Regions from separate parts of the Homo sapiens genome. Here region 1 is linked to region 2. Evidence: chromatin loops called from intact Hi-C (ENCODE). Cell type or tissue: tibial artery. All regions are shown on one strand. Each heading gives the region's core, and the rest is flanking DNA. Links, peaks and the distances in the headings are about the cores only. Region 1 overlaps LOC102724087 (a long non-coding RNA gene). Region 2 overlaps MAP3K4 (mitogen-activated protein kinase kinase kinase 4).

Evidence for each region. A loop is a pair of places that touch in the nucleus more often than their neighbours do. Peaks named below come from ENCODE experiments on the same cell type or tissue, not always from the same donor. Only the 100,000 strongest peaks of a DNase experiment are listed, where the experiment ranks them.
Region 1: a loop joins it to region 2, with 9 times the contacts of the local background. A loop is called at or near these places in 7 of 110 quality-filtered maps.

What each region holds. Positions count from the first base shown.
Region 1 is chr6:160,945,679-160,962,554 of GRCh38, forward strand. It overlaps LOC102724087 (a long non-coding RNA gene), which reads left to right. Exons shown (of 6, transcript NR_187757.1): 4 at 13,291-13,386. Among named protein-coding and RNA genes, the nearest start is that of MAP3K4, 38 kb to the right of the region's middle. In tibial artery, for the core only: no CTCF peak of the experiment used is centred there; a DNase peak (open chromatin) is centred at 10,404.
Region 2 is chr6:161,001,211-161,018,086 of GRCh38, forward strand. All of the region lies in intron 1 of MAP3K4 (mitogen-activated protein kinase kinase kinase 4), which reads left to right. Among named protein-coding and RNA genes, the nearest start is that of MAP3K4-AS1, 17 kb to the left of the region's middle. RefSeq lists an enhancer at 217-718. In tibial artery, for the core only: no CTCF peak of the experiment used is centred there; no DNase peak of the experiment used is centred there; H3K27ac peaks cover 1,165 bases.

The DNA of each region.
Region 1 (16,876 bases), core at 5,778-13,777, 53 kb before region 2:
GTTAGAGACAGCATTGACCCTTACTTCACTCACTGCTTCCCACAGAATTCCTAGCAATCAAGACACTCCTCCCACTGCCCAGGCAGGGGGGCAGAAATTTTATCTCTGCAGAAAGGGAAGCGCCAGAGACAGGCCTCTGGACACTGACATCTGGGGCTACCCGCAGAAGAATGAGAATACCCTTCCTGAGCACCTTAGGGACACATTTCGTTAGGGTTGTTTTTTTTTTGTGGGTGGGAGGCAGGCTTGGGAGCCGTGTTCTGTGTGAGGGTCGTGATTGGATGGTGTGGCCCAGCAACAAGTCGCATCACCCAAAGGAATTGGGTGCATTGGATTGATTGTCTGAAGCCTGCCAACAATGATTTTGGGTAGCAGTTCTGTTAGAAAAGCCATGAAATTATATTATGGAAATTGGACCAAGCCCATCGCCATTTAGTTCATTGCTTTATAACCAGCTCATGAGGTTAAAAAAAAAGGAAGTCGACGTTAAAAAGTTCCATTCATTGGGGTGGTGTAGACTCTAACTTTTGTCTACCTTTGTTTGCTTGCCTGCTTGCTTTTTGTTTTGGGATCTAATTTATTTGTAATTATTTGTCTTGTATGTAGTAACCATCACTTGCCCCCTAACCATTGAAAAGAGAATTTCTTGACGAGTTAAATCAGAAGCCGTCTCTTACTCAACCTTACCAAATTCTTTCTCTCCCGGTTGTAATTTATTGCACCAGCTGCCTCCCCACCTGCCAATTCTCCTTCAGATATGCCTCCTCTGCAGCAACACTTAAGATATTTTTATTAGAATTAGAAAGTGTAGCAAATTATGTTTATTTTTCCTTTCCCTATTGCTTCTATACAAAATCTCCCCATTTATTTTCTTTGAAACTATTTACAAGCGATTGCTTTAACCCTGCTCCCCCAGCATACCTGTGTTTATGTTATCTTTCTTTTATTACAATACATTGAGCTGGCCCTCAGGTGGATTCCTCATTTTGATATTATTGACACTTCTTTTATCTTTACTGGACTGCTTCTCTGTGTGCTTTTTTGACAGTCATCCTGTCGAGGTTTTCTTTCAATCTGTTTGACACATTTTTTCCTTTTTTGTTGTTGTTGTTCTTTGTTTTTCAAGATGGGTCTCGCTGTGTTGCCCAGGCTGGAGTGCAGTAGGACCATCATGGCTCACTGCAGCCTTAAACTCCTGGGCTCAAGGAATCCTCACCCTGCAGCACTCTGAGTAGCTGGGACTACAGGCACGTGCCACCATGCCCAGCTAAGTTGTTGTTTTTTTTTTTTTTTTTTTTTTGGTAGAGATGGGGTCTCACTTATGTTGCCCAGGCTGGTCTTGAACTCACAGCCTCAAGTTATCCTCCTGCCTTGGTCTCCCAAAGTATTGGGATTACAGGCGTGAGCCACCGCACCCAACCTTCCTGTGTTATTAAAGGAGAAATCCTAGTAATGAATAAAAAAAGACTTTAAGGTATAATTGACAATAAGTTGGCCTTTGCCATTTAAATAAGGAAATTGAGGGCAAAAAAAATCCTCTGAATGTGTATAGAAAATGCTGCTGGGGAGTGGTTTATGAATATTTAATTAAAGAGATGAGAGCCAGGCAAGGTGACTCACACCTGTAATCCTGGCACTTTGGGAAGCCCAGGCGGGAGAATTGCTTGAGTCCAGGAGACCAGCCTGGGCAATATAGTGAAACCTCTTCTCTGCAAAATAATTTTTTTAATTAGCTGAGTGTGGTGGCACATGCCTGTAGTCCCAGCTACTTGGGAGGCTGAGGTGGGAAGATCCCTTGAACCTAGGAGTTCAAGGCTGCAGTGAGCTATGATCGCACCACTGCACTCCAGCCTGGGTGACACAGCAAGACCTTGTCTCAAAATTAAATAAATAAATAAAGAGATCGGAGGCATTACTACCATAAAGTATTTGCTATTGCTTTCTGGTGTCATTATAACAACCAGCATGTTCTGAATATCAGAATTATCTGTGACATTAAGTATGTATTTGAGCAACTATTAAAACTATATGTAATGGTGGCTCACATCTGTAATCCCAGCACTTTGGGAGGCCGAGGTGGGTGGATCATTTGAGGTCAGCAGTTCGAGACCACCCTGGTCAACTTGAGGAAACCTGGTCTCTACTAAAAATACAAAAATTAGCCAGACATGGTGGTACACACCTGTAATGCCAGCTACTTGGGAGGCTGAGGCAGGAGAATCGCTTGAACCTGGGAGGCGGAGGTTGCAGTGAGCCGAGATCATGCCACTGCACTCCAGCCTGGGTGATGGAGTAAGACTGCACCTCAAAAAAAAAAAAAAAAAAAAAGAAAGAAAAAAAACTATATGTAATCTATTGGATTTCTCAGAAATGGATTTTCCAAAGCAAAAGAATTTTATTTGACTAGTGTATGTTCAAACTATGTTATCTTTTATGCATCTGCAGATCAAAGATTACTTATAACTGTGTCAATGTGCCAATGCCCAGAAGAAAGATAAAAATATTTACCAGCATTTCTAGGAAATGAATGATATAGATCAAGCAACAGGATATTTTTATTTTTCATTCACATTTTTAATGAAACCCTTTCCCCTTGCATCACCAAAACTTTTTTCTAGCCAAAAAGAGAGAGAACTCAGTATCACATGTGGAAACTACCTCAGAGTTTCCTATGCCTTATTTGTTGTTAGGAATCTAGACATCATAAAAACTCAGAATATCCTCAGGTTTTGTTTTGTTTTGGTTTTGGTTTGGGGTTTTTTTGAGACAGGGTCTTGTGCTGTCACCCTGGCTGGAGTGCTATGGTGCTATCATGGCTCACTGCAGCCTCCACCTCTTAGGCTCGAGCAATCCTCCTACCTCAGCCTCCCGAGTAGCTGGGACCACAGGTGCACACCTCCATGCCCAGCTAATTTTTTGTATTTTTTGTAAAGATGGGGTTTCGCCATGTTGCCCAGGCTGGTCTCGAACTCCTGAGCTCAAGCAATCTGCCAGCCTGGGCCTCTCAAAGTGCTGGGTTTACAGGCAGGAGCCACTGTGTGCCACCTGTCCTCAATTTGTACCTTAATGATTTCAACAGCTATTGCTTAGTAGCTGTGGAGCAAAGAAGTACAAATTTGTATGTTTGCTAGATTGGGAATATAATTAGTGAAATCTAGAAGATACTTTTACAGTTGCTTTTGATGAGGTCTTATGGCCAGTTACATTATTATTCAATGGTATCTTAATTTCAAGAAGAATGTAGACTCACAGATACGGGACTAATTAAAGTGGAAAGGCACATTTACAGATAATCACAGTCTGCTTTTTTTGTGAGGCACATGAGTAGAGTTTCAACTTACACTATTGTTAAACCTATAATGGCATATCCATAGCCCTCTGTTAATCATTTTTTTGCCTCTTAGTTTATTTTCATATTTCCTTTGAAAGAAAAATACTAATAAAATTACATAAAGGATTTCTTTTCATAATTTTATGATCTAGAAAAGTAATTAACATATAAGTCCATTATAGCTAAAATTATACTGAAAATATATCTTCACACACCTCATACCACTACTACAACATATATTTGCCTGAGTTCCTTTCCTCTCCGCCCCGCAATTTCGTCAAAGCAAAAGGACCATCCCACTACAGAGTAAAACCCTAGGTAGATAGAAACAAAACAGCCAGGGAAGATCTAGAAATCCAGTTAGAGCCAGCATAGCACAAGATAATCAGTCTTTAAAAGAAGTCACATATTTAGGTTTTGCAAAACGTTTTTAAATTTTTTTACTTTAGATATAAAAGGCCAGACTCATTTTTCTAGATTATATCTCATATATTTTGAGGTTTCACATTTATGAAACAAAACCATAATTTCCTAAGTGTACAATTTCTTGAAAGCATTTCAACAAACATTTAAGTTTTAGTTTTTGTTAAGGAATTTCACCAAAGGCCTCTTTCTAAATCTTTTTTTTTTTTTTTTTTTTTTTTAGCTGAAGTTACTATTTTCCAACTACATGGTACAACACGCAGGCAACTCTGGGCATGTGCACACAAGTGCAACACACAGCCTCAGTGTTATGGGCAGAAAGCTTATTCACCAAAGACCTATTTTTAGATGAGTGCTGTGCCAAACTATACTGTTTCATTTTTTTAGGTTAAGAGCAATATTTCATGTAAAAAATGTTTTTAAAAATGCATTCAAGCTTTCTTGGGAATAATCCAACTGTTTTGCTAAACCTTCCCCTTTCTTCGAGGGTACAGAAGTACAAAGAGTATATTCAATTTGTTACATAAAAGAATACTCAAAGAAGACTGAAGCCACCTCCAGTTAGCAAGTTCTTTGCCATTCAGGTAACAATTCATCACAGTTTGACAAGATCACTTTTTAAATTTAGGCTTAAGAAGGACGGCAGAAATAGCTCTGGGCAGAGAGGAAAGGTTCACATGGATGTATATAATGCATTGTGGTTTGATATTTTACCCCACACCCATATTATAAATAAACACGACTGAAGTACAGTGTAAAAATCCTCCAAATAGTCACTGTGCTAAAACTAAGCATGTGTGCTATATTAAGAGAAGTGGTATCTACGGTACTTTTCATGATAAAATGCTTCTTTTCCTTTCCCCTCTCAAAAAAAAAAAAAGACTTTACGAACTTCTTCATAGTGATTGTATAGTTTGTAATTTGAAGTTCAAATTTGTAAAGTGAAGTTCAAGGTTAGAGGAGTGCAGTCAATTTTCATTTACAAACTTTGTAGATTTTGTGTAGGTAGTTTGCTTTCTTTGGCAATCATTTAAAATCTGGCTGGCCTCTGCTTGCTGGCCAAACACTTCCTGGGATTTCTCTCCTTCCAGAGACCTCTTTAAATTTCCCTAGAGTGTTTGCAAAAAGAACTGCTTTTAAAGATAGGCAAACCTACTTACGAGAAAGGAGCAAATGCCTGGGATATCTGAAGTTAATGCGTGTTGTTTTGGTAATCTGCTATTTTGAATGATGACATGAGCAGGCAGTGTGTCATTCACGGAACCAGCCCTGGTGCCAGTCTCCTACCAGTTTGTTTACCTCCAGCTCCTCTAGAAACAAGTTAAATGATGACTCGGGCCTGGTGTTGTGCTATATTTTAGCACTTAAAATGATTCAACAGAGTATATATTGATTTTATAGTTCCTTTGTAATGAAACCTTGGGAACCATTGTGTTTTTTAAATATAAACAAATGTATGTATTATTACCTACCTCGTTGAAATCAGCAACTGTCAGGAAGCTTAAAACAATGATTCCTTTTTGGGAGTCCCCTTTTGGGAAACCAAAGCCCCATTATTTTACTTGCTCGTATACTAATATCACACTGATTTGGGATGAGAATTAACCACATGTAATATCTGCAACAGCCATTCTTTCATTAAACAAATGTGTCCTGACCTCCTATTCTGTATCAGGACCATGTCAGGGGTGAGGCATGCAAAGGTGAAGGAGGTAATCCCTGTCCTCCAGTAGGTCACAAACTAAGAAGGAAAAAAAAAAAAAAAGCTAAGGAGGGAAACTGAGCCATAGAGAAATGATTAAAATAGGGTTTAGAATATGCAAATGTTAGTGTGTGCACAGGGTTTTCTGAGAACACAGAGAAGATTGGTCTGGGTGGGGCAGGCAAGGAAGGTTTCCTAAGCAAAGACGCCTGAATTGAGTCAAAGGGGATGAGCACCAGCACGTGGCCAACCAAGCAGGGGGAAGACACGTGTGGGAAGCGGGTGGTACTGGCAGTGGGGACAGGCCCATGGGACACAACAGCAAATGCACTAAAGAGCGTGATGCGCCTGAGGACCTATCAGTAGTTTGGCCCTGTTGGCACACGGAGTGAGAGATAAGGAGGAGCAAGCGGGGGAGTTGGAAAGGTCGGCGGGGCTGGTGCATGGAGGCTTTGGGACTTTAATCAACTTGGACTTCATCTTTAGCCCATAGGAAGCCCATCAAAAGTTTTAAAGCAGGGGAGTCATGTGGTCAGAGGTGCATTTTAGGTAGATCAATGTGTAGAGGACAGAACTGAAGAGAGCAGGACTGGACCCTGGAGAAGAGCTGGGAGACTCTTCTAGTAGTCAAGGTGAATGATGAACTAGATGGTGTTAGGAGTGGAAGGGGAGATGGCCTCCAGAAGTGACAACCTTCAGATCAGCAGAACTTGTTGAGTGATGAGATATGAAGGGTGAAGGAGCAAGAGCAGCCAAGAGTGACTCGAACCACTCGAGCTCAGAAGAACTGACGGCTGGAGAGACAGGAGCAGGGAACAGGGTCCATTTTGAGGGCAGATGATGGGAGAGGCTTCCCCTCCACCTCCCAGCACACACACACACACACACACACACACACACACACAATTTACATCTTTGTCTTGCTCCCATAATGCGCCATACCGTCCCCACAAGAACATTGTAGCACTTCATTTTAATTACTTCATTGTCTGTCTTCCTCACTAGACTATAAGCTAACTGACAACATGAATTGTGTTTGCTTTCTTCATTGTTCATTCCCAGAGTCAGCAGACTGCCTGGCACACGGTAGACATTAATAAATATGTATTAAAGGACTGTGTTCCATTTCAGATCATAATTAAGAATCAGCCATATATTTTCAGTTAGTTTTTTGCAATATTTTTATGACAGCCTTGTTGGAGTTGTTTAATAAAGAGACTCCATCTCAAAAAACAAAAAGAAAGAAATTTCTGCTCTTTATAAATTACCCAGTCTTGGGTATTCTGTTATAGCAGCACAGAGGAGACTAAGAAAACATTAGGCACTTTATGGAGTCAAAAAAAACCCAGAAAACCAAAAACTTAGAAAAACAGAAAGCCCAGACTCTGAGTATCATTGCCATTAAACTGTTTCCCAATGTTTTGGATGTATACAGGCTCACTAAATAAAAAATAAATCTATTCAAGGTCGGGCACGGTGGCTCACGCCTGTAATCCCAGCACTTTGGGAGGCTGAGGCGGGTGGATCACCTGAGGTCAGGAGTTCCAGACCAGCCTGGCCAACGTGGTGAAACCCCATCTCTGCTAAAATTACAAAAAATTAGCCGGGCATAATGGCGGGCACCTGTAATCCCAGCTATTCAAGAGGCTGAAGCAGGAGAATGCTTGATTCTGGATGTTGCAGTGTGAGCCAAGATTGCGCCATTGCACTCCAGCAACAAGAGTGAAACTCCAGCACGGGAAATGAGCAAGAAGGTCAAAAAAAAATTAATAAATAAATCCATTCAAGAGTGGCATTTGCTGTTTTCTGTGTGGCTCCCCATTGTCTTATGACCCCAGTGGTTGAACAAGGTAAGAAGTGGGTCCAAAGAAGACGTCAGCATCCATCGTGTGCTCCATGAGTGCCTGCATTCTCCCCAAAGCCGCTCAGTGTGTGCTGCAAGCTCTCTTTTGTTGCCAGTGCCTGTCCATCCCTAAAAAGCCTCGCATTGATTCTGCTTCTAAATGGTTTCCCCTTTTTGCAAAGCATCATTTATACCCCCAGAGAAAAGAATGTGAGCTCAGAGGCGTCTTTGTCCAAAGAAACTTTGAAGGCAGATTCCTTGAGCTCTCAAGACATTCCACAGTCAGTAGTTCCTTTCCTCATGGGTGCATGTATTTAACTCTGGCAGGAACCTTTGACATGTTTTTTCCATAGTTCCTTTTATTGTGATTTCCTAGGTACATTTCAGTGTCAAAAATGTAAGTAGAAAAGAAAGTATGCAATATTCTTGCTAGGTTTCAAACAAACGAGAAACTCTTGTTTTACATTTTTTTGATAATTACTTTCTTAAGAAAACTATGGGTATACCTTGCTTGCATGGAAAATGTGTTATGAAATAATGTGTACAGATTACATTTCTGTGAATCAAATCCTTCTAGGTGAGACGGTTAAAGGAGTTTGTTTTGCTCTTTGTTTTAAAGTGAAAAGTGTATTTTATAGGGCAGTCTCTTAACTTGCCTGTGTGCTAATCCTATGCATTATTACATCAGAATAACTACTTCCTCTGACCCTGACCCTGACCCAAGTCATGGCTACTTCTTCACTTTGATGACCATTAGGGTCTCCTCACCAGCCCCTTAATTCCACCCTTGCTTTTAGTACAGCATCCTTAGTGATCCCTTTAAAACATAAATACATTTTAAAACTTAACTCCTCTATTCAGAACACTCCAACAGCCCTCCATTTTCTTCAGAGTGGAATCCAGAGTTCCTACAATTGCACTCACCTTTTTGACCCAGCAATCCCATTACTGGGTATATACCCAAAGGGTTATAAATCATTGTATTGTAAAGATATATGCACACGTATGTTTACTGCAGCACTCTTCACGATAGCAAAGACATGGAACCAACTCAAATGCCCATCAATGATAGACTGGATAAAGAAAATGTGGTACATATACACCATAGAATACTATGCAGCCCTAAAAAGGAATTGAGATCATGTCCTTTGCAGGAACATGGATGAAGCTGGAAACCATCATCCTCAGCACACTAACACAGGAACAGAAAACCAAACACCGAATGTTCTCACTCATAAGTGGGAGCTGAACAGTGAGAACACATGGATACAGGGAGGGGAACAACACACACTGGGGCCTGTCAGTGGGGGTCGAGAGGAGGGAGAGCACCAGGAGAAATAGCTAATGCATGCAGGGCTTGATACCTACGTGACAGGTTGATGGGTACAGCAAACCACCATGGCACATGTTTACCTATGTAACAAACCTGTACATTTTGCACATGTATCCCGGAACTTAAAGTAAAATAAAAATAAACACACAGGCACTGGCTGCTCCCTCCACCTGGAATTCCTTCCCTACATACCCACATGGCCATTCCCCTCATCTCTTTCAAGACTTCCCTCAACTTTCACCTTCCCAGGAGGCCTGCTGTGACCACTCTGTGTAAAACTGCAGTCCCCGCTCACCCCCTTCTCCTCCTCTTTCCCTTCTCTCTTTTTGGGGCTTACCTCCTTCTAATACACTACCACGTATTTGCTTACTTATGTTTAGTGTCCTCATCACTAGAATGTAAACTAAATGAAGACAGAATTGTTTCCTATTTGGGTGGCTGCTATGTCTGCAGTGCCTAGCCTGGTGCTAGTACAGAAAAGAAATCCAAACATTTATTAAATGAACAAGTGAATGAGTTCATTGGGTGTTTTTCATGTGTAATCTAAACAGAAGCAAATTTTAATTTTCTGTGTAGTTTTAAACTACAAGAAGGGTAAAGTCCATTAATGTGTGTATTTGGAAAAGTAGATTTTGTAAGCCAGGCACGGTGGCTCACACCTCTAATCCCAGCACTTTGGGAGGCTGAGGTGGGAGGTGGGCCTGAGCTCAGGAGTTCAAGACCAGCCTAGGCAACATGGCAAAATTAGCCGGGCATGACGGTGTGTGCCTGTGGGCCCAGCTACTCAGGAGGCCAAGGTGGGAGGATCACTCGAGCCTGGGAGGCGGAGGTTGCAGAGAGCCGTGATTGCACCACTGCACTCCAGCCTGGGTGACAAAGCAAGGACCGATCTCAAAATAAGTAACTAGAGAGAACATTCTTTCTTTCTTTTTCTTTATGCTGGTCCAAGAATTTCCTAAACCTGGGTAGGCATAAGAGATAGTAGCAAGAAAGCCCCGACTTAGGGCTTGGTCAGAGCATTTGACCACTCTCAGGTTTTGACTCGGTAAAATATGCGTAATGATAGCTGCTATTGTTGTGAGGATTAGAGATAATGTACATGAAGTGCCTGGCCCACCTCGATGACTACTCCCTAAATAAGCTTTATGACATTCTCTGGATCTGTCCTCAGCAGTCCCAACAACTTAAGACATCTAGAGAGCAAACAAACAAGCAACCAAACAAAAAACTCCTGTTTCCTACCCAGAGCTCTTTGCCCGCCACACCCTGAGGAGCTCTTTTAAAGACTGCGTAGTGAGGACATCAAAGCTATGCACCATCCTGCAGTTAGGGAGGAACAGTGAGTCAAGGACCAGATCCTCTCCCCTGGCCCAGGATAAAGCAACTGCTTCCTTCTGTAGACTTGGTGCGGCTTGCATTTTGCATCTGTGGGTTTTGATGTTTTCGAGTCTTTTCCTTGTATCATTGTCCCACAGTAGTCCTGTGACATAGATAAGGCAGCTACAGATACTCTCAGCAACAGGCTCCAAACGACTTGCCTGTGGCCACAGGGTGTCCTGGACTTCAAGTGAGTGCCCATTTCTGCAACAAATATTTGACTCCCTGTTTTCTGCCAGGCGCTGTTCTAGGCACTGAGAAGAAAGTAATGTCTCTGTTCTCATGGGACATACGTTTTAGGGGAGGGGAAAGGGACAAGAAGCAAATACAAGTAAATATGCAACAGGCCAGGTCCACAGAGTGACGGGCTGCAGAGGTGCTGGGGATTGGCATTTGACGGAGAGAAATCAAGTAAAGCCTTGCTGAGAAGATGACATTTGGGAGGAGACTGAAGAGTGTTGCAGTGCCGATGTGGCAAGGGCAAGGGCCCTGAGGCAGGACCACACCTGGATGCCTGAAGCACAACAGGGAGGCCAAAGAGGCTGGAGCTCGGTGGGTAGGTGGGAGAGAGTCGGGAGAGGTGCTCAGAGAGCACGCAGAGGATCAGGGCTTGCCTGCCTCTCTAGGCCATCATAAGGTTGGGTTTTTACTGTAAGTGAAATCAGACGGAAAGCACTAAGGGTTTTCAGAAGGGGAGTGACAAAATCTGACCTACCTGTTATCAGAATCATCTGGCTGAGGCCACCCAGACAGGAGGGAGCCAAAGGGAACCAGGCAGAGCAGCTTGCAACAGGTGCAGCCGGGAGGTGTTGGCAGCTGAGACCAGGCCTGTGGCCATGGGGTGTTGAGAAGTGGTTCAATTCTGGCTATATCTTGCAGGTAGAACTGGAAGATTTTGCTGAAAGATTGGACATGGCATTCAGAGAAACAGAGGTTTTAATGACAAACTCCAAGTTTTTGGCTGGAGCAACTGGAAGAATGAGGTTGCCATGAACCGAAAAGAGAGATTGCAGGTGGAGCAGGTTTTTGGCGTTTTGTTTGATTGTTTCTTCAAGGGGTGTAGGCGAAAGCAGGAATTAAGCTTGGGGCATGTGAAGTTTATTAGATATACAAGGGGAGATGCCTCACAGGCATGCTGGTAAGATGCTGGTAGGAGCCCAGGGCCTCATCTGATATCGGGATTCATCAGTGTTTAGAGTGTAGGGGTTGCTTAAACCCATGAAAGTAGAAGAAATCATCTTGAAAGTGGTGTAAATAAGGCAGCAGCCAGAGGTTGCAATGCGGTAGGACTCCAGCATTTGCTGGTTAGGGGAGGGAAGGAACCGGCACTGGAAGCTGACAAGGTGTGACCCATGGCAGGAAGAGAGCTGGGGAGGGATGGTGTCCGGGAGGCCAGGGAAGAAGGTAGGGGGTGGGGTGACCTCTGTCTGTCACATGGTGCTGATAAGTGAAGCACCTGAGGTCCAAGATGTAACCATCCTTCTAGCAATGTGGAGGTAGCTTTGGTGAGCGAACCACCCATTCTTTCTCTTCCCAATATAAAAAAACAAAAACAAAAACAAAAACACGAGATTAAAGTCTCAGGTTTTATTGGTAAAAATTAAAGCTTCAGACTTTAATATTATTTTTTATATTGGCAAGAGAAATAAATTGTTTTCTATATTGGAAAGAGAAATATTTTCAAGAATAAAAAATCCAAGGGGGAGCTTGGATTTTTATTTTTAGGCTATAACTTTAAAAAATTTTATTTATAGAAATGTATAGAAACAGAAAAATTGCTCATAATCCCATCCTCCAGAGGCATTTTTATGCATTTTTTCTTATATATTTGAGACCATGTTATGCATATATATTTTGGGCATGTGGAACCTTCTTTTATAAACATAATATATCCCTAGGTCATTGAAAGCACTATGCACACATTATTTTTAGTGACTGGCCTTCGTGTCCTACATCATGATATCCAATAATTTATTTGATTATTCCTCTTCCGCTGGATCTAGGTTCCCAAATGTTTACTCTTATATATAGTATTGATAATCACTTCCAAGCTCTCACTGGAAGTTAGTTGTTTTGGATAGCTAGCTAGAAGTGATGGAAATCAAAGGGAGTCAAGGGTGCAAACATTTAGAGCACCTGCTACATATCACTAAATTGCTTTTGAGAAAGTTTGTATGAATATACACACCTACCCAAAATGAAGGAGGGATGCCTTCTTACCACTCTCTGTTGGCTCTGCTATCATCAATTGTGTTGAAATGTTTATTTCTGATTATTAAAGCAATATTTTTATTGAAAATTTGAAAAATCAGAAGTGCATAGAGAATTTTAAAACACAATAGAAACAACAGTCTTTTAATACTTTTGGGTTTTTTTATTAATTAGAATCATACCTTATGTGTTTATACACACACTATATATATATATATATATATATATATATATATATATGCATATATATTTATTTCTTAATTTGGCATCACTTGGTGAAGCATTTTCCACGTCACTAAATATAATTCCCAAACATGGCTTTTAATGACCCTGTAGTCTTTCATTCCATTGGAGTGCTATTACTTATTTGCTATCCTCTTATTGTTGGGTGTTTGTATTAATTTTTAGTATCAAAAGTAATGCTTATATTCAAATCATTGTATGCATCATTTGATTCTTCCATATAAGCTCCTAGGCCTGGAGTTACATGGTCAAAAATGAAAATATATTAGAAATTTTCCCCCAGAAAGACTATACTAATTTTTGCTGCTACCCACATTGTGAAAAAGGAATGCTTGTCTACTGTGGCTCCCCCAACACTGTGTATCATCAGTCATTTTTCAATTTTTTTGATAGTAGAGTAGAGATAGTTTATCAATGATGTTTGCCTTTTTTCATGAGTTTATTATGGATTACAAAGATATGGCTTTTGTTTATGTCTTTTATCAATTTATCTGTTGGAGTCTTGTATTCTTCTTAGTTATCTGGCAAAGCCATTTACATCACAAGGGTATTGATGTTATGCCATATTTGGGGTAAATATTGCCCCCACTTATTTGCGTTGATTTCATAATGGCATTATATAATCTATAAAGTTTTAACATCTTATGTAGTCACATTTATCAATATTTTTCTTTTCTTTAAATTTTAGAAAATTCTTTGCCATCTGAAAGTAATGTACATCTACATGTTTATAAACTATAACTCAAGATTTCTTTTAACTGTTTTAAAAGTTATTTATTTCTATGTATAGCTAAAGGTAACACCCTAAACTGTCTTTTTTTCCCTAGAAGTAACCAAATTTACTCACGTAGGCCAGGAATTTCTATGACGTGTTCCAAATTCAGCCTCTCACTGAACACTTCCAGAGCAAGGCAACATAAACAGTAAGTGACCTATTTGAACAGTTCTAATAATGTGGGGTTTTGTTTGGGAATCAGTCAGCATATCACAGGCTATACTGCAGTCATCAACAGCTCCCATCTCTTCTACACCTTGTCTGGAAGTGAAACCCCTTATTTCTACCTGTAGCTCATGGGCCAGAGCTAGTCACATGGCGCTACCTAATTGCAGGGGCCTGGGGAAGGCAGAGAAGCCAATGGAATGGTTTGGGAGCATCACTCTTCTGCTTCCTGCCATTTGCTGTCTTGTTGGCCCCGAGAACACAGAGTAAGCCTTTTCCATACGTGTTTTCAAATATTCCAGAATAGCAATGATATTGCCTTTCCCCACATATACCTATTGCCATGCACACACAAACCCTGAGTCCTTGGTAGTATTCTGATTTTCAGGAATACAAACCCCTATTCTTTTGATTGTTCATTCTTTCTATGATGCAGTTTCTCATCTCCTTGCCATCCTGGCGACCCCTTTCTGGATGCTTTGTCATTTATTAATACCCAAAATGTCTTGTGATTAAAACAGAAATGTGTATTCTACTTATTTTTCCATTTCATTAGCTTTTGGTCTTATGTTCTTGAAGGCAGAGCTTTTATCTTCTTCTCCTTGATAGCCCCTTCCACTACACCTTCCTATCCAGCTAGCACAAGGCCTGACTAGTGGCTTCTCAGTTTGCCAAATGAATTGTACACCAGTAGTTTCCATTGACCGGGACTGTGATTCTAACCGACACGAGAACCCGTATCCTAGAGCCATTACCAAAAAGCAATTCATTCAGCTATTCTAACTGCTTTCTGTTATAATCTGCTCAAGTCATACCATTACACACCATTTCTGTGCTTCAACTTCTCAGTGCTCACTGCTGCTACATGTTTTCCCATTGGGTATTGGTGAATCACTGGAGTGTGAAAAAGTAGACAACCTAGAAAAACAATGTCGCCAAACTGACTGTGATTGTGAAAATCTTGAAGTCTCTGCTGATTTAGAATGAGGAAGAAGAAGGGACATTTTAAGACCTCTTCTCCAACTCCTTGTACTATTTTTAGATAGGAAAATTTGCCTTGATCAGTCTTGTATTCCTTGAACAAAAAGCCTTCCTTCTTTGCCACCCTCCCCAGCAGGGAGCTTCATTGTTCCTACAGAGGCAGATGGTGACGGTGGGGCCAGAGGAGTCTGTAAGGGCCAGACTTTTTCGCAGATGTTTCTGCCAGGAAAATTTGCCCTGGTGACATTTGAGAGTGTTTACAGGGCAGCATAAAGTTGGCTTCTGTATTACCCAATTATCTGTGCCTTATGTATGTTCCAAACCTATTTAAAATGCTAAGCAGAAATACTTGCATCTTAAACCCATGATAAATGCAGTGCTAAAAATCTGTGTGACAGCTGGTCATTACATGTATATTAAATCCTTGTTGGGACCCAGAGACACTGTTTGTTCTAAGAGTTAGCCTAGATTCAAGCTTTTATTAGGACACCTAAGTATACTGAAGCTTAAGCTTAAATTTCCCGTTTAACCAACCTAATAGTTTCCAAATACACATTCATCTACTCATTATCTTCTAACTTCCTTCATTATCATGACTGAATGCTAGGAGTCTATTTTTCAAAAGAGCGAGACTATCATTATGCCTCCCTTGAAACCAGTGAAGTTCAGCTCATGTCAAACTGCCATTCATTAAACGCACACTAAATGCATCTTTAAAACCCAGTAGTTCTATGCACTACCCTAAAGGTATTTTCTAACATTATTTCCAAAACACTTTTTTGTTCCAAGTAATGTGAGTAGGCCTAGCAATTAACTAATTTCCAGCCAAGCCTGAAATATCAAAGGTTAGTCCTCAGAGATGGTAGTGTGCGAAAGAATGGGAGCTCTTGTTTGAAAATTCAGCTGTGTTGATTTTACAAGTCAGGACTGGAAAACAGCCAAAAGACTTTATTAACCTTCTTTTCAATCTTTCCTAAGAATTCTCTCACATCTAGGATGCCAATTACACTCCACAAAGTCACGCTTATTTTGTGGTGCCCTGGGGGTGCCTGCCTGCTGTTATCAGTAGAGTTAACTGCAGTGGGTAGAGGTTTGGGACTGAAAGAATCCATTTTAACTCAAGGATAGGGCATCTGTTTCCCCTGGCATCTCAATCAAGTTGGGGGCTCGTAGGATGCCCCAAAGAAGAGGAAGGACGTTCCAACACACGTTCATTCTTTGAGGCTTGGCTGGTGGCTTGATGCTTACTATAGCCTGGCTCTGTTGACTATCCTGACCGTCCTTTTAGTTCCTATTACTCTTGACTCAGAGGTTGGAATCTTTATTGCTCTCTCAACTGTACTTTTGCTTCTCCAGTCCTCACCTCTGGCCCTTTCTATCCTCAGGCCCTAAGACTCTCTCCCTTGGTCTGCCCCAGCTCTGAGGATGGGGTCTGCAGAGCTGCACTCCCCAGGTTTAAAAATGCCTGCTCTCATCACTCAGGAACATTGCAGAGAAAATCCAGATACCCTATGTTTATGGTATGATGTGTCTCATTTTGCATATACTTCAAGAAGAGGAACATGAACAGTTGAAAGTGCAAAAACTGAAATTTGTTCAGAAATAGATGTTAGTAAACTTTTACATATAAATTCAAAATATATAAAAATGGTGAAGTATTTTGTATGGACAGTGACCCCTGCACAGAAACTTTTTTGTAGCAAAGCAATAAGCCCAGATTTCAAATAGAAGAAGCTGGGATGATACACAGACTATAAACCTATCAGTCTTTAAAAAGTAACCTATTCCCCCTTCCCCATCAAAAAACATAGTCATGTACATTCATTTCTCTCTAGTAGTATTCATTCTGGTAAAGACTGTGTTCATGTTGCCATAATTAAAACTCTACAAATTGAGAAACTTTCATAAAAGCCAACTATCAACATGTCTGAAACGTGTAAAATGTTGATATAATTTAAACCCCTCTTCAGTAGTTGCTAAATACATGTTTCCCCTCCCTTAACATCAAATACACCATTGTATAGCTATGTTTGGAGTTTAGGATTACAAGGCCTGATAGATTCAAAATACCACAGAAAAACAGCCTACTCTGGTCTGTTCTAAATTCATCAATTATTTTAAAAATAACTATCAACTACATAACTGGAATGCTTTTAAAAAAAACTGTATTTATAAAAAAAAGAAATTGTATCAGATTGACTGGTTATTTGGGATACAATACTCTCCACATGGTAGACGATAATAAAAAATGGTCCTAAAGCTCACCTGCTCACGAATTCTGAATAATTTAGGTAGATACTCCCTGCCTCAAGGAAGTGAGACATAACTCTCCACTCTGCAAATGCAGGCTGCTCATTGTATAGTAATTTCCTTCCAAAGTGTACCAAAGAGAGAAAAGAGTAACTTTACAGTGAGAAACCTACAAACACTGTCAGGCAGGTGGTCAAGGTGAATGCCAACAGTGATACGTGCCCTTGGTAGGATGTGATGAG
Region 2 (16,876 bases), core at 2,923-10,922:
TTACAAAAAATATTTACAAAAATATTTTTATCAAGTTATTAATTATAGGTGGAATCATGTATGTCTCAAGCTATGTGTTATAAATGTTATCAAATAATTCAAACAATATATTTCACATCTATATATTCTGTATATGCATGATATATATGTCATATGTAATCTATGTTAGGGTACAGCAGTTTCACTTTAGGTCTTAAGCATTGCTTACTTTAGGGTCCACCTTGACATTTCCCCCGCTTCCCCCCAGAATAGATGAGATCCTTCTGTTATGTGTCCTCAGAGCCCCTGCAGTTTGCCACCATTTGTAATTATATATTTGTGTACATATTTGTTTATTATGTTTGCCTTCAGTAAACTCCATGAGGGCTGGGGCATCGTCTGTTGTTTTGCTTACTTTTATTGCCTAATTCCTGGCTCGTTGCCTAACAGCAGGTTCTTTGCTGACACTTGTATGAAGGAGGCAGAGCATAGGTTTTGGTAGTAGATAGGCTTTGAATGTTACCTTTTGATTGCTAGCAGTAGGATTGTGGGGAAGTAATTTAGCCTCTCTCAGTCTGTTTCCGCATTTGAAAGGCAAAAATAATAACATCTTCCTAGGTTGTTATTAAGATTAAGTAATTCCTGTTCTATAGTAAGTGCTCAGTATTAGCTGTTTTATTACATTTCTCTTTCTTCCTCTTTTTGGGCTTAAGGTAAAAGAGGCAAATCCTATAGTGATTTTCTTAAAAAGCCACCAAATATGCATTGAGGCTGGATACTTTTAAAAATAGCTGCAATAATCTCCATTCAAGAAACATTTCCCCCCCAACGTCTGCAGAAGCCATAGAAATAAGAAAAAGGTTTTTTTTTTTTTTTTTTTTTGGATCTAGCTTTTCCAGATTCTCTCTCTTACTTTAGTTGTGGTTTATTCTGCATATTATTCCTACAGGTGTTTGGAATTCTGGCTGGCCCTTGGATCATCATAAATCATGCTGCTAAATTAAGAACTGTAACGCTACTGATTGTGATTGTTTAGGTTAATAGGCACAGCTGTCTTTTTCTGTGGAAATTCTTTTTAGTTCATTTAACTTGTGTCTTTATAACTTGGATTAATTTTCTTTTCATTTTTTAAATGTTATACACTGTAAGAGGAATAGTTTTCAAATTGATCTAGCCACTGCCTAAGAAAAATGAATGAAATCTTTTCACGTAATAAAACTAGATTGATCTAGCTACTGCCTGAGAAAAGTGAGTGAAATCTTCTCGCTTAATAAAAGTAACTTAATCAGTTAGAAATTTTCCTGATTATAAAGGTAACCTGTATCTATTATGGAAAACTATGAATCATATAAAGAAGAAAATGACCAATTCTAATTCTGCCATCTAAAAATAGTTTTGGCTTTTTTTTTTTTTTTTTTTTGAGATGGAGTCTCGCTCTGTCACCCAGGCTGGAGTGCAGTGGTGCAGTCTTGGGTCACTGCAAGCTCCGCCTCCTGGGTTCATGCCATTCTCCTGCCTCAGCCTCCTGAGTAGCTGGGACTACAGGCGCCTGCCACCATGCCCGGCTAATTTTTTGTATTTTTAGTGGAGATGGAGTTTCACCATGTTAGCCATGATGGTCTCGATCTTCTGACCTTGTGATCCACCCGCCTCAGCCTCCCAAAGTGCTGGGATTACAGGCGTGAGCTCCCGCACCCGGCCGGCATATTTCTTTTCTGTGTATTTTTTTTATACAGTTTATTTTTACAAGCTGCCATATCATGAGCATTTTCCTATGACAGACAATGGCAAACTGTATTCCTCTAGATGTATATCCCATAATTTAATAGTTTGAATTTGATAACATGATATAACATATGGTTTGTGACATATGATTCCACTTACAATTAGTGACTTGATACAAATATTTTTGTGAATTTTTCACTATTTTGGATTGTTTCTTTAGGATAGCTTCCTAGGTCATAAGATATTTAGAGTTTTAAGGCTTTTGAGAGGTGTTGCTATGTTTCTTTCTAGAAAGGTATTAAGTTATTCATACCAGTGTGAAAGACAAAATGCACTGGATAATTTTATTTACAAAAGCATATTCTAAATTGTAATGAGGTATAGATCGCTTAAGAGGAAAGGGCTCCTTATATATTCAGAAAATAAAACATTAATAACAGCAACAATATTCTCAACAGAATCCACGGTCATCCTTGATTAGTTCATTCAGTCCTGTGTAATTCTTTTTCCACTTGATCTTTAGTTAGCAGTCTCATGAATTTATCTTCTTCTTGATTAGAGTTCTAGAAATCCTGAGTCAGTCCACTGGTATCTTCTCAAAGTTGTTTAAACATTACATCAGAAGACTGTACTGCAAGGTACCTGGCATAGTCCTTTTCCTTGGGTCCCAAGACAGCTCTTCTTTGTTGAAGACAGGCACTGTGGCCTGTAGCTGATTGTAAGTGCTGTCAGGGAAGCAGCAAGGTAGAACGAAAACCTATCTGTAAATGACAAAATAACTTAAAGTGGCTGTGGTTAACTTATTACTATAATTTTCAAAAGTGAAAGATCCAATGAGATTTCATTATAAGAATAAAGCAATTAATAAGGATATTTGGTTGTTTCTTTGTTGTACAAGACAAGATTAAAGTCATTCCAAAATTTTTTTAAACAAAATATTCATATAAACATAAGGATTCTATTTTCAAGAAAGAGTGGCTATTCCATTTTTATAAATTAGATGGAATATCCACTCTTTCTTGAAAATAAGAGTTAATCTTTACTGGGAAATAAAAGTATATAAATATAATTACTGAGAAAAAGAAGTTTAGATATAACATATGATAGTTCTGATATATGCCAACAATATACCAAGCATATAGTTAAAATATACCAAGAATATCAGAGAAAGAGATTCTGTAAGTCCGGAATATGTCCTGAACATCTATCTGTGCTTATTAATGAAACATCATAGGTAAGTAATGTGAATATCCAGTTGAAAACCACTGGCCTGGAAGATACTAGATTCAAATTAAGTTGGGACCAAGTCAACATTTAAAAACAAAGCTGAAATTATGACCCATAATGCTGTGTTGTCTAATATCGAACAAAGTAGCACCAGGACTCTGATAAATAGCAGTGTATCATTGTCAGTGAGAGCACTGACAATTTTCTGTTAACTTCTATAGCAAGCAGAGTCTGAAATATTTACAACATTTTACCTATACACATTTAACCTAGAGAAGGCTAAGCATTTCTTCTGACTTGACAACTCATCAATAACAACATGACAGATAAACCTAATTATTTTCTAGCACTTCTTTTTTTAAAAGGTGAAAGAACAAATCTTTGTGATTGTTTCGGGGACCACCATCTGGGAAATCTCAAAGACAGTTTTAGGTGCAAATGATATTTATGATTTGATTTTGGTAAGGTAAAATATTAAAAGTTGCCAGGAGATTTGAAAACTTCAATTAAGATAGGATCGTGGGTTACCAAGAAATAATAGATGACTTTATATTTAACCCAAGTGACAATAAATATTTTGAAAGTAAACATAAGTGGTAACATGATCGTCAAGAAACTTTCCTGAAGGAGAAACTTGTTCCTTAAATAATCAAGGACATAATAAGTTGGCAGAAACCATAGGTTTTCATAGTAAAACAGAGAATCTTGCTGTTTGTGCAGATAATGTAGAAAAGTAAAGAATAACTTTTACAGTCTATTAAGAGCAAACCAGTAATCTGATAAACATTTGACGTTGAAACAGAGAAAACACGATTTTAGTTTTGTATCAGTATAACATTTGATACTAAAGGTCTTTTTAAAAACCTTATTTAAAACCACCAAACTTATCCAGTCTTGACCATGACAAATAAAATTCCCTTTCCATGAACCTTCTACAACTTTCTGTATTCAAAATGAACACATTCATTAATGGACTCAAGACACAAAAGTATATAAACTTTTTTTTTTTTTTTTTGAGACAGGGTCTCACTCTGTTGTCCAGGCTGGGGTGCGGTGGTACCATCATGGCTCACTGCAGCCTCGACCTCCTGGGCTCAAGTGATCCTCCCACCTCAGCCTCCCCAGTAGATGGAACTATAGGCACATGCCACCATGCGTGGCTAGTTTTTTAAGTTTTTTGTAGAAATGGGGTTTCTCCACGTTGCCCAGACTGGTCTCGAACTCCTGGGCTCAAGCAATCTGCCTGCCTCGGTCTCGCAAAGTGCTGGGATTAGAGGTGTGAGCCATTGTGCCCAGCTTTAGACTTAAATTGTGTTTAATAATCAGTGTTTTAGTACTCAGGAATGGTGTAGGTATCTAATGAATACCCATTGATTAAGTCAATTTAGTATCAGAAGTTTTAAATTACCTAGAGACCTTGGAAATTATCTTCAAGCTGATGTGATTATTGAAATAAAGTTTGTCAGATAATGATTAAATTTGTTTAAATACAAATTTACCTTTTTTAGAATCTTAAGCATTAAGTAGTAGTAATGTTAGCTTATTTGATTAATAAACATGTATAAGTTTAGGAAGAACATTACAAGTAGAATAAAAATCTGTGCGTATATTTAACACACTGATAAGTCAGAGAAGACATAGCTGTTTTTTTATTTTTGTTTTTTGAGACAGAGTCTTGCTCTGTCGCCCAGGTTAGAGTGCAGTGGTGCAATCTTGGCTCACTGCAACCTCTGCCTCCGAGGTTCAAGCAATTCTCCTGCCTCAGCCTCCCGAGTAGCTGGGATTACAGGTGCCCGCCACCGTGCCTGGCTAATTTTTGTATTTTTAATAGAAACGGGGTTTTGCCATCTTGGCCAGGCTGGTTTCGAATTCCTGACCTCATGATCCCCCCACCTTGGCCTCCCAAAGTGCTGGGATTACAGGTTTGAGCCACTGTGCCCGACCAACATGGCTGTTTTATTAAACCAACAATATAAACTAGTATCAGTTACTAAAGGTTTACCTAAATTGTGTGAATTTGAATTCTGAAACTGTTTCTGAGTTAGTTTCCATGATCCATGTCTTCTTTTTTCTCACATTGAATTAAAGGTGCAATTTCCTTGACTTCTGAGCATTTTAGGACTATTCAATTTATAGAAGGACAGCTGGCCTTTCGTATCTGTGGGTTCTGCATCTGTGGATTCAACCAACTGCAGATTGAAAATATTCAGAAAAAAAATTGCTTCTGTGCTGAACACGTACAGACTTTTTTATTCTTGTTATTATTCCCTAAATAATTCAGTGTAACAATCATATACATAGTAATTATGTTGTATTAGGTATTATAACTAATCTAGAAATAAAGTATATGGAAGGATGTGCATAGGTTATATGCAGATATCGTCATTTTATATCAGACAGTTGAGCATCCCAGATTTTGTTTTTCCAAGGGAGGTCCTAGAATCAATCCCTCGTAGATACTGAAGGATGGCTGTACTTATCTGCGAGCCAGTCAGAATTGAGCTCTCTCCTTTAAGGGATTTTATAACCTATTTGAGAATATCATCTAAAGGTAGGAACATATACAGAATATACACTCACATAATGAGAGGTATAGGCCTTTCATAGTTACAAACAGACACAGAACACAAAGAGAAAGCCTATATATTCAATTTTAAAATTTTAGTCATGGATCAAGCATACGCAAATGTAACATTCTCCAGTCCCGAGATCTGCTTCTTGGTGGTCATGAAATTCCTAACTGATTTGAGCTCAAAGTAGACAAATAGAAAAAAATAATCAGGTTCTCTGTCATCTTTCCTAACAGAAAAAATATCCCTATTATAACCCATTAATTTGTTTATGGAGATTGACAAACTGTAAAATCAAAAGTAACCAGCAACAGAAATAAAGCAAATCTCAGAGTAAAAATCAGTTCCTTACTGTGCTGCAGATGAGCAAGGTCCAAAGCGCAGGACCAGGAATTGTACTCATTGTTGTGTCCCCAGGTCACAGACCAGAAACAAGGCACAGGGGAACCCAGAGGTCTTGTTACTTGGGTGGAGTCAACAGGGATCTGAAGGCAAGGTCTTCATCCTGCTTGAGTCCTGGCATCAAAACAAAGGAAAAATACAGTGGACAGTTAAGTAGACGATTTTATTCGGGATATTGCAGTGGGGAAAAACATTCACTATTGAGGAATGTCTTGAAGAGGAGGGAGAAACTTAGGGTTTTATAAAACGTGGGAATTACTGAGGAAGATAGAGGGAGGGCTAATTTTACAATATGCAAGGACATGGTGGTCCTTTGAGGTTAGCCATTTCTTGGAACACAGAACGTGGATTTCCTATCCATTGCTCTCTTAAGGAGCACAGGGCTCAGATAAAGTTAAACAGTTGTGTCAAGTGATGGGTGTGTAAGTGCCCAACTCATTCTGTCCTTTATAACATAGAATATTTTCATTTGTATTAAATAGTTTGAAGTAATTAATTTTAAATACCCAGACATGATCCTGTATAGCCTCTGAAAATCTGTAAAGGTTTTTCTCCTTTTTAAAAAAATTGCTTTGGTTCATATTTGGTGCTTCTGCTCTTTAATAGGCTTTGTTTCTAGTAAGGTCATGCTTATTTAACTTATAGATATTGAGCTTTTAGAGAGTAATGTTTCATCAAACATAAAAGGCTGTCAATTGTAATATGCAGCATAAATTTTATATGTCACTAAGGAAAAACTGCAATGAAGCAATGACACAGTGCTTTTTTTATATCAGTTGTAGGGTACGGTGAAATATCAGAGATGTTAAAATTAGGGAAAAACGTGTGTTTTAAAATCAGTGAAGTATGGCCTTGACTCTTGCTTCTAATTAAACTTTTTATGTGATAAATATGGTAAGGCATAGCTATTGTCTTCTATAAAATTCTGGTAAACCCATAAAGAGTAGAAAGAAGGTAGAAAGGCAGAAAGTGGGATAGAGTGGAAAGTGGGATGCAGTGATGATATTTATTATATAATATTTGATATAACTTCAGTCTACCAGTAGGAACCTTTGTTGGGTAGCAATTGCATACTCATTTTCACTGGGTGTTTTCTGATATTTCTCTTCTAGGAAGCTGTGATCTTAATTTAACCAGTCTTTTGTCGGACTCTTAGGATGTTTCTGTTTCTTTTACTGTTATGAATGAGGTTAAAAGCATTGTTTTTAGCTTAATCTTTATGTCTAGTCAAGATGTTTTATTAGAGTAAAATCCTGGAAATATAATTACTATACCAAAGTGTGTGTGTGTGTAAATATATGTAAAATTATAATCCATTTTATTCTTTACAGAATTTTACATACCGAGTTTTACGTATAATGGGAGCTGTATAAGCGTTGACATAATGTGGTAATAGATGAAACAGGAGCTGGCAGTTGACCAATTATGTAGGACCTTGTAGTTTCCCCTCTACTTTGTGTTTAAATTTTTGTATGATATTTATTGTTGTATAATTTAACAAAGACATACTTGTGTATATTACATGTGTAGCTTGATAAATTGTTCAAAAGCAAATACAGTGTTATAAAGTTTACCTAAGTGAAGAAATAAAATGTGAGCAGCATCCTAGAAAATCTCTTCCTACTTCTTGCACACACTACCCTTTCTTTCCTCATTATCCTGACATTTACTGATATTTTACATCTACTACTTTCACTCAGCATGGTGCTTGTGAGGTTCATCTATGTTGTTTTGGTTGATGGTGGTTCTTTCATTCTTGCTACTGTAAAATACTTGTTACTGCAAAATGTGTAACATTTTGCTCAATGGGTATAATGTTTATACCCATTGTATAAATGTATCATGGCATATTCATTTTTTTAAACCATCTGAACCTTTTTTTTTTTTTTTGAGACGGAATCTCACTCTGTCACCAGGCTGGAGTGCAGTGGCACGATCTCGGCTTACCACAACCTCCGCCTTGCAGGTTCAAGAGATTCTCCTGCTTCAGCATCCCTAGTAGCTGGGACTACAGGTGCGCGCCACCACGCCCAGCTAATTTGTGTATTTTTAGTAGAGACGGGGTTTCACACCTGTTGGCCAGGATGGTCTCCATCTCTTGACCTCGTCATCCACCCGCCTCGGCCTCCCAAAGTGCTGGGATTACAGGTGTGAGTCACCGTGGCCGCCTGAACCATTTTTAAGGGTACAGTTCAGTAGCGTTGTTAAGTACATTTATTTACACTATTGATGCAACCAATTTCCAGAGCTCTTTTTATCTTGCAAAACTGAAACTCTATACCCATTAAATAACAACTCCCCATCTACCCCGGTAAACACTGTGTTACAGTTTCATGAATTTAACTACTCTAGATATCTCATGTAAGTGGAATCAGAGCATTTGTCTTTTTCTGATTGGCTTATTTCACTTGGTGTAATTTTCTTAAGGTTCATCCATGTTACGGGGTGTCAGAGCTTTCTTCCTTTTTAAGACTGAATAATATTCCATTGTGTGTACATATCACACTTCATTTATCCATTCATCCATTGATGAACATTTTGGTTGCTTTTATCTTTTGGAATATGTGCATTTAAAAAAAAATCTTTGAAAGGCTCTTGAGAATATTTGTGCCAATTTCCACCAGGAATATATGAGTTTATTCTTGACATTACAATAATAATTTTTAAGTCTTTGCTAGTTTGATAAATTAAAAAGCTCCTGAGAACACATGGACACAGGGAGGGGAACAACACTTACTGGGGCCTGTCGGGGGAAGGAGGTGGCGGGGAAGAGCACTAGGGAATAGAGCTAATGCATGCTGGGCTTAATACCTAGGTGATGGATTGATAGGTGCAGCAGACCACCATGGCACATGTTTACCTGTGTAACAAACCTGCACGTCCTGCACATGTACCCTGGGACTTAAAAAAAATAAAAAAGAAAAAGCTCTTAGTTTTAAATTCTTGCATTTTAAATCGTGAGGTTGAATGCTGTTTTATGTCACTCAGCTATTTACATTTCTCCCTATTGTGTTTTAAAAATTATTCATGTATCCTCTTGACTGTACTACTTGAGAGTAGTAACTATTATCATAGGTATTCCATTTATCCCCGAAGTGCCTGGTACTATATGCACCACATGAGATGCCCAGGATGTTTGGTAAATAAATCAGTAACTTTCTTTGTTGATGTGTTAGAACCTCATAAAATTGTATGCTTATCATATTTTTTGGTTTGTTACAACTTTTTTAAAAGTATTTCTTAAATAGTTACATAATAAATAATCTCAAGTAATATTTGTTAGAAATTATCCAATTATCCCTATTTTAGGCTAATAAAAGTGTTTATTTTTAATAAACATTTCTTGGTTCAAAACTATAGGTATATGTTTTGTTTCTTTCAAATGTTTTTTTAAAAGTTCACTTAAAAATCATGTTATTCCATTAAATTTTGTTTTCCTACTTAGTCCAAGTTTATTGCACAATTGCCTACTCTTTATTTTTGTTTAATCGGAGCAGATAAGCTTGACTGTGACTAAACCTAGGTTGAGAATCATTACTAATCACTTTGCTATATTTACTATGACTAACCCCTGTTAAATACTCAAACACTAATAGTTTATTTAAGAAGTTTAAAGAAGAATTTATCCTGCTACATGCAGATGTCTGATAGAACCTACTTGTAGGTTGCAATTTTATGCAATTTTTGTATTCACAACTCTGGAAATTTTGAGTTAAGGTTAATTAATTGAAGGCTGTGAGATTATATTTATTGTGTATAGCTTTGGGTGTGCTTTTTTTTGATGTCTTTTATTCCTCTGAGTGTTAGAAGCGTGTGATCCTTAGAGCACCGTAAGGCAGTCACTGAAGAAAGAACTGTACCACCTCTGGTGCTTTTGCTTTAGACACTTCATTGGTGTGTAATTCTTGAAGTTCTTGTAAGGAGAGTGGATAAATGAAGAGAACAACAGAAAGAAGGGTGGGAAGGAGTTAGGGACTACAAAGAAAGAGAAGGTGGAGAGAAAACAAGGTGCTGTGTTACTTCAAATGACATTCATTGTCCTAATAGGCCCATGAGAGGGAAGTCTAATGAAGAATTTGAAAGTAAAATGCTTTTAAGGAAAGTTTCTCTGGTAGAGTAAACCCAAATAACTCCTTTAATGCAGAGGTTCCTAAACAGGCATTGAAGTTATCAACCTCCATGCAGGTAAATTGATAAAATGAGTATGGTGACTTTTTTTCTATAAAGTTAAATTAATTTTTCAGGATTCTGTTTTTTGGGAAACAGCGGAGACAGTAGATTTTAGGTATTTTCAGTGTCTGAGTGAAATGGTGGCAGTCTCGTATTGGTTGCCTTTCAACCCCCCTCCCTTCTTCACACACTTAATTTTAGGTATGTCTTGAACAAAAATAAATAATTTAGAAACTGTTTCTTTATACTTAATTATCTGAAAAAGTAGGATGTCAGAAGTAAGTGAGGGAAAATACTTCTGGAAATGCCAGAAACCGTCATGAAAGTTCAACGCCAGAACTGAGCTTTTATTTTGCAAAAGAAGCCCTTAGAGGTTTACTTGGCTCTTTGAATATCTGAGTCTTGTTTAACAGAGAACCAAAGGAGGAGTATGTGTGTATTGAGGAACAGTTACTAAAAAGGGAGAGCAGTTAGCCAGACTGGGTGAATGAAATAGTAAAGCTTAACTGTACTGACTAGTTAAGTCAGTAGTAGCTCACTGCTGCAGTCCACCCTACCCATCTGGTTTATTCCTTTCCTGACAGACTCATTCATATGTTAAGTGCTGGCTGTGTATCAGGCAGTGCTAGTGCTGGGGCATGGGGCCCCAGCAGTGAATGAAATTGGTACGGTCTCTGCCTAGTGACTGAGTCCTTTAAGAACCTTGATTAGGCTCAGACAGCTTTTTGAGTTGGCAATCTCCCCACCCTCAGATTTAGCTGAAATTAGGGTGGCCACGCATTTCGAGTCCACATTTGTGAAGAGGCCTTAACTTGCCTCCCTACACCAATTTGCCACTCAGCAATAGCTAAGTGTGAGGCTGCTTTAAGCTTGAAATCCAGGCCCAATAGTCCTGCTGAACCCCTTGCCTCTGAGAATTTAGAGTCTTAATTCACTGAACATCTTCCTAGTTGTTGAACATTCTGTGTTCTTTCTCAGCTCCATTCCTTTGTATGGGTCGGTTCCTATGCGTCAGTTGCCCTTTCCTCTCTTTTCTTTTGGAATCATTTCAAGTGGTGTTTCTCTTGGGAATATTCCCGTACTCCCCAGCCAGATAATCTTTTTATTATATAAATCATAATATAAAGCATGCCCTGCCTTCAGAGAATTTATAAGCTAGTTGGAAAAGATGTAAGGTAATAGAAATTATAATTCATGGTCTGGTGCAGAACTGTAATAAATTTACATCTATAATCTACCTATATGCTATCATATAAGTGGCATAACTTGTTGCTTTATATAATTATTACAACGAACTTATAAAATACATATGCATTTTCAGATAAGGGAGGTGAGCCTTTAAGAGACGTATTAGTGCAGAATACCGGGAATCTGGTCTCAAATCCATATTTGTTACTCTATTTTATATGTTGTTTCCTTAGACATACATGAGAAAAGACGTTGTGAAAGATTTAAATAGTAGTTTATTACAGCAGTAAGAGAGATCACAGGAATGATTAATTGCCAAGTAAACTACACAGGGGTGGGAGGAGGTCCTTTAGGCTGAGGTAGGAATGATATCTAAATGTATTGTGAGCATTTGGCGTGTTAATAAAAATATTATAACATCATTTAAAAATGGTCCCATCATATTTCATTTTATGAGCATACCATAGAGCTGGAAGTTACTACCAGTTTCTTCTTCTAGACAACACTGCAGTGAACCTCTCGGTACATACCACAAGCTTTTCTGGCTGCTCTCAAAAGAATTTCCTGAAAGTAGAATTTGAAAGGATTTTGAACACTTTTAAAGGTTTTAATATCACAATAATTTCCTCTGGAAAGATTGTACAAATGTATATAGGTCATATTAGTGCTTACCTTACTGTATTCTTTCTAGCTTCCAGTGTTACTAAAAACTGTTTGCTAATTTCCTAGGCCAGAGAGAGCCATCTTGTTTTAATTTAGGTGGCGGGACAGTTTTCATGTTTCACTGCTATATAAATTTGTTTTGTGAATTGTCTTTTCATTTTGTTTGCTCGTTTTCTTGTTGGTATTTTGCAGCTTTTCTTCATGAGCCTTTTCTAAATTTAGGACAGTTATCCTCAGTTTAACTTTTAATATGGCTTAGGTAAATTTTTTGTACATATATAGAAGACTTAAGCATTCTTATAGTTAAATCTTTCCCTTTAAGTTTTCTTTCATTTCTTTAATGCTAGAAACCCCAACACATGAAATTAAGGGAAATAATTTCAGATTCATTTTCTAGGAAAATAATTGATGCAGGGCAGGTGAGCCCAAAAGTGAGGTTTAGCCCATGAGGGTTCTTGGCTTTGCCCAGGAAAGAATTCAGGGGCACACTAGAGGTAGAAGAAAACAGCTTTATTGAAGAGGCAACGTTACATCTCTAGTGGTGTTAAGCTCCGTGGCTGCTGCTGCAGGGCAGGGCTGCCCCGTAGGCCAAGAGTAGCAGCTCAGGGCAGTTCTGCAGTCATATTTATACCTGTTTTCAATTACATGTAAATTAAGGGGCAGTTTATGCAGAAATTTCTAGGGAAGGGGTAGTAACTGCTGGGTCATTGCCGTGGAAAGGGGCAGTAACTCCTGGGTGTTGTCATGTCAGTGGTAAACTGATTGGCACACTGGTGGGCGTGTCTTATGGAAAGCAGATTCTGCCCCATCACTGTTTTAGCTAGTCCTCAGTTTGGTCTGGTGTCTGAACCCTGCCTCTGGAGTCCAGTCCCGCCTTCATTGTAAACTCTAAAAGAGCTTATAATGTAGGTTTTATGTATTTTGTATATCACATAGTAGGCACTGAATAATTGACTGGTGGTGGAATGAATTGTCATTAACATGACTTTTGTAATAACCTTGCTGGTTCTTGGCACCTCTTCCTTTATGCAAAATGCTCTCATTTTTTGAGAATTAATGAACTAATAAAAGACAAAGGAGCGCCCTTTCCTTTTAGGCTTCTTATGCAAGATTTCTACCCCTTTTGTACCACTGGGTATTATATCTTATGTACCTGGTTAAACTTTCTTCCTGGGAATGGTATTTGAATGAGAGTTAATGTAGAACCTGTCATAAAATCCTTATTTCCCCTTGTTTTAATGTAAGTAGGTTTGCTTTCCTTTCAAATCCTGCTAGTTTGTTAGTGCTTTTTCAAATTAATTTTTCAGAATTTGAGAAATAGGTGATTATTAAAATGAGTTAATTTGGTCATGCAGAGAGCTGTTCCATATAGTTTCCAAATTTAGTGCTAGTCACAATTTCCTCTAGAAATAACAAGTGAGATAGTCCCTTTTTTTATATGAGGATGCTGAAATCCTGTACTAACCTTAAAGCACATATATTTGAATTCTGGACTACCAAAAAACATTGTGTCTCTAGGATATCAGAAAGTGTTCTCATTGGAATTGGAATTCACATGGAGAGGAAGAGAACTATAACAGTAGGGCTCTTGCCTTTACTTATATTTTAGATAGCTTTGTTGAGATACAATTCATATGTCATCCACCCATTTAAAGTGTCCAAATCAATGGTTTTAGTATATTCACAGATATATGCAACCATTACCACAGTCAATTTTCAAACATTTTAATCACCTTGAAAAGAAACCCTGCACCATGTAGCCATTACCAACCCCCTGCCCGGTCCCCAACCCTCCCACTGCTGAGTAACTGCTAATTTACTTTCTGTCTCTGTATATTTTCCTATTCTGAACATTTTATATAAATTGGATCATATAATATGTGGGTTTTTTTGTGACTGGCTTCTTTCACTTAGCGTAAGATTTTCAAGTTTTGTCATAGTATAAATTATAGTGCATTCATTTATATGGTGTCAACAGTATTCTCTTTAATGTGTATCTTTGTCCATTTGTATTGCTGTAAACTTTTGCCAGGGACATGGATGGAGCTGGAGGCCATTATCCTCAGCAAACTAACACAGGAACGGAAAACCAAACACCACATTTTCAATGAGAGCTGAACAATGAGAACACATGGACACATGGGGGGGAAACAGCACACACTGGGGCCTGTTGATGGTGGGGGGAGGGAGAGCATCAGAAAGAACAGCTCATTGATGCTGGACTTACTACCTAGGTGATGGGTCGATCTGTGCAGCAAACCACCATGGCACACGTTTACCTATGTAATAAACCTGCACATCCTGCACACGTATCCTGGAACTTAAAATGAAAGTTGAAGTGGCCACCATCACCACCACCACCAACAGAAGAATACTCGAGGCTGGGTAATTTATAAAGAAAAGAGGTTTACTTAGATCACGGTTCGTCAGGCTGTACAAGAAGCATGGTGTCAACATCTGCTTCCGGTGAGGGCCTCAGGAAGCTTCCACTCAAGGTAGAAGGAGAAGGGGAGCCAGCGTGTGCAGATCATGTGGCACGGAGGAAGCAAGAGGTGGTGCGGGGCGGGGGGAAGGTGCCAGGCTCGTTTTAACAACCAGCTCCTAGGGTAGCGCTTGCTAGCACTCATAGAGAGAATTCACTCATTACTATGAGGCTGGCACCAAGTCATTCATCAGGGGTCTGCCTCCATGACACCAGACTCCTCCCATTAGTACCCACCTCCAACATTGGGGATAAAATTTCATCATGAGGTTTGGGCGCCAGATACCCAAACTATAGCAGTGGGAGTACTACATTTTGTTTTTCCACTCCAGCAGTTGATGGACACTGGATTGTTTTCACCTTTTGGTTATTATAAATAATACTGCTATATAAATTCATGTATAATGATTTCTCCATATCTTTGTCAACGCGTTGTCTGACGTTTTAATTATAACCATCCTAGTGGATATAAAGTGCTGTCTGATTATAGTTTTGATTTGCATTTTTCCAGTGGTGGTGATTATCTTTTCAGGTGCTCATTGACCATTTGTATATCTTTTTTGGAAGATTGTTTCACTATTTTTTTGTCTTTTTAAAATTGAATTTTAAGAGTTCTTTGTATATTCTTTATATAAGTCTCTTATTAGATACATGATTTGCAAATATTTTCTCCCATTTTTGTGGGCTGTCTTTTTTACTTTCTTGATTGTGTCTTTTGCATAAAAGTTTCTAATTTTGATGCAGTTGGTTTATCTGTTTTGTCTTTTGTTGTTCGTGCTTTTGTATCATATCTAAGACCTCATTGACAAATATGAGATCCTATAGCTTTACCCCAGTTTTCTCTTACACATTCTGGTTGTTGTTACATTTTGATCTTCTATTCATTTTGAATTAATTTTCACATATGGTGTGAATTAAGGGTCCAACTTCATTCCTTTTCTTATAGCTGGTTGTCCTAGCACCGTTTGTTAAAAAGACTGTCCTTTTCCCATTGAATATTTTTGGCACCCCAGTTGAAAATCCATTGACCCTAGACATACGAGTTTATAGCTGGACTCTCTCAGTTCTGTTCCACTGATCCCGTGTGTCTGTCCTTATGCCATTATCACACTCTTAATTACCTTTGTTTAGTTTTGAAATTGGGAAGGTGAGTCCTCCAGCATTACTCTTTTCCAGGATTGTTTTGGTTGCCTTTATCTTTAAACGCCTTGTATTCTTGCACTTGGAATAGTGCTTAGCACATAATAGCTTTTTGTAAATATTTATTGCATGGATGGTTTAAAGTACTCAATGCATGCAGTTTGAATGGTGAATTAATGTCTTTAAATAGAATTTCCTAGCTGTGTCTGTTTTTCAGCATTTTGTAACATATCCCAGTCCCTTGTTATTTCTATGTTAATAAAAGTTACTAGTAATGATATATATCTCGGGAGTATAATGCTTTACTAAAGGTCTTGTGTGCACTGAAAAAAGAATTTTAGAAGCGAAAAAAGAACAACAAAGGCCTTAGTTTAACCAACATTATATTAAATTATAAGGAAATGTTTAGGTTCTATACAGTTAAAATTATTCTTGGTAGAGGAGGGATACATTTGTATAATTAAATGTAGGTTTTCGGAAATTGAGTGTTTCCTGTCTTAATTAGTATATTAGAATTTTTATTTCGATGATCCTAGCTAAGTCAAAACAATTTGGTGGCATACTTGTTTCTGTTAATGATATTTCCCCCTCAGTAATAGGGATGAGGGTGATAGAACTACTAACTGTTTTTCTGACAAGCACGTAAGGAACTGCCAAGAGTGTTATTTATTTGGTCTTCTGGTACCATCTGTAGTTGAGAAGTATGTCACTTTCTATTTATTTGGATATTTTAAATAGTATTAGGTTTGTAAAAGCCTAAGTTTTAGAGTTTTTATATGCCTAAAAATTAGGTCCACAAAAAATCTTTGTGATCTTTTGTAAGTTATAGAAACAGGCCCAAAGAGGTTAAATTTTCACAAAATAAATGGGTTGAATTTGACTATCTGTAAGTGTTTTAGCCTCCAAAATGAGGTGATTTTTGCCTTTTTATGTAAAGTAAACATAAACATATACATATTTTTGAACAAAATTTCCTTTCTCCTTTGCTTCCTAAAGACACTGCTGTGTGATCCTATTATATAATACTTAGCTACATCATGTAATCAGTCACTTTGAAGGTTGAAGGTCAAGTACTGGTTTTCCCAAATGTGTGATGAAGCTGATTGTGCGTTATGTTATTATAACCCTAAAAATACACAGAACAGTTTTTTTAGATTAAAAAATATAAATATGCTGGGTTTTAGTGATTACAATAAACTCTTCTTACGCTATTTGGAATAGACTTGAGTATAGAGTGACTGTTTCAGATATTAGACAGCAGGCTGTACATGATAGTAATCCCTGAGGCAAGGGAAACAAATAAGGCCAGGCTTTTGATTACCCTGGCTTT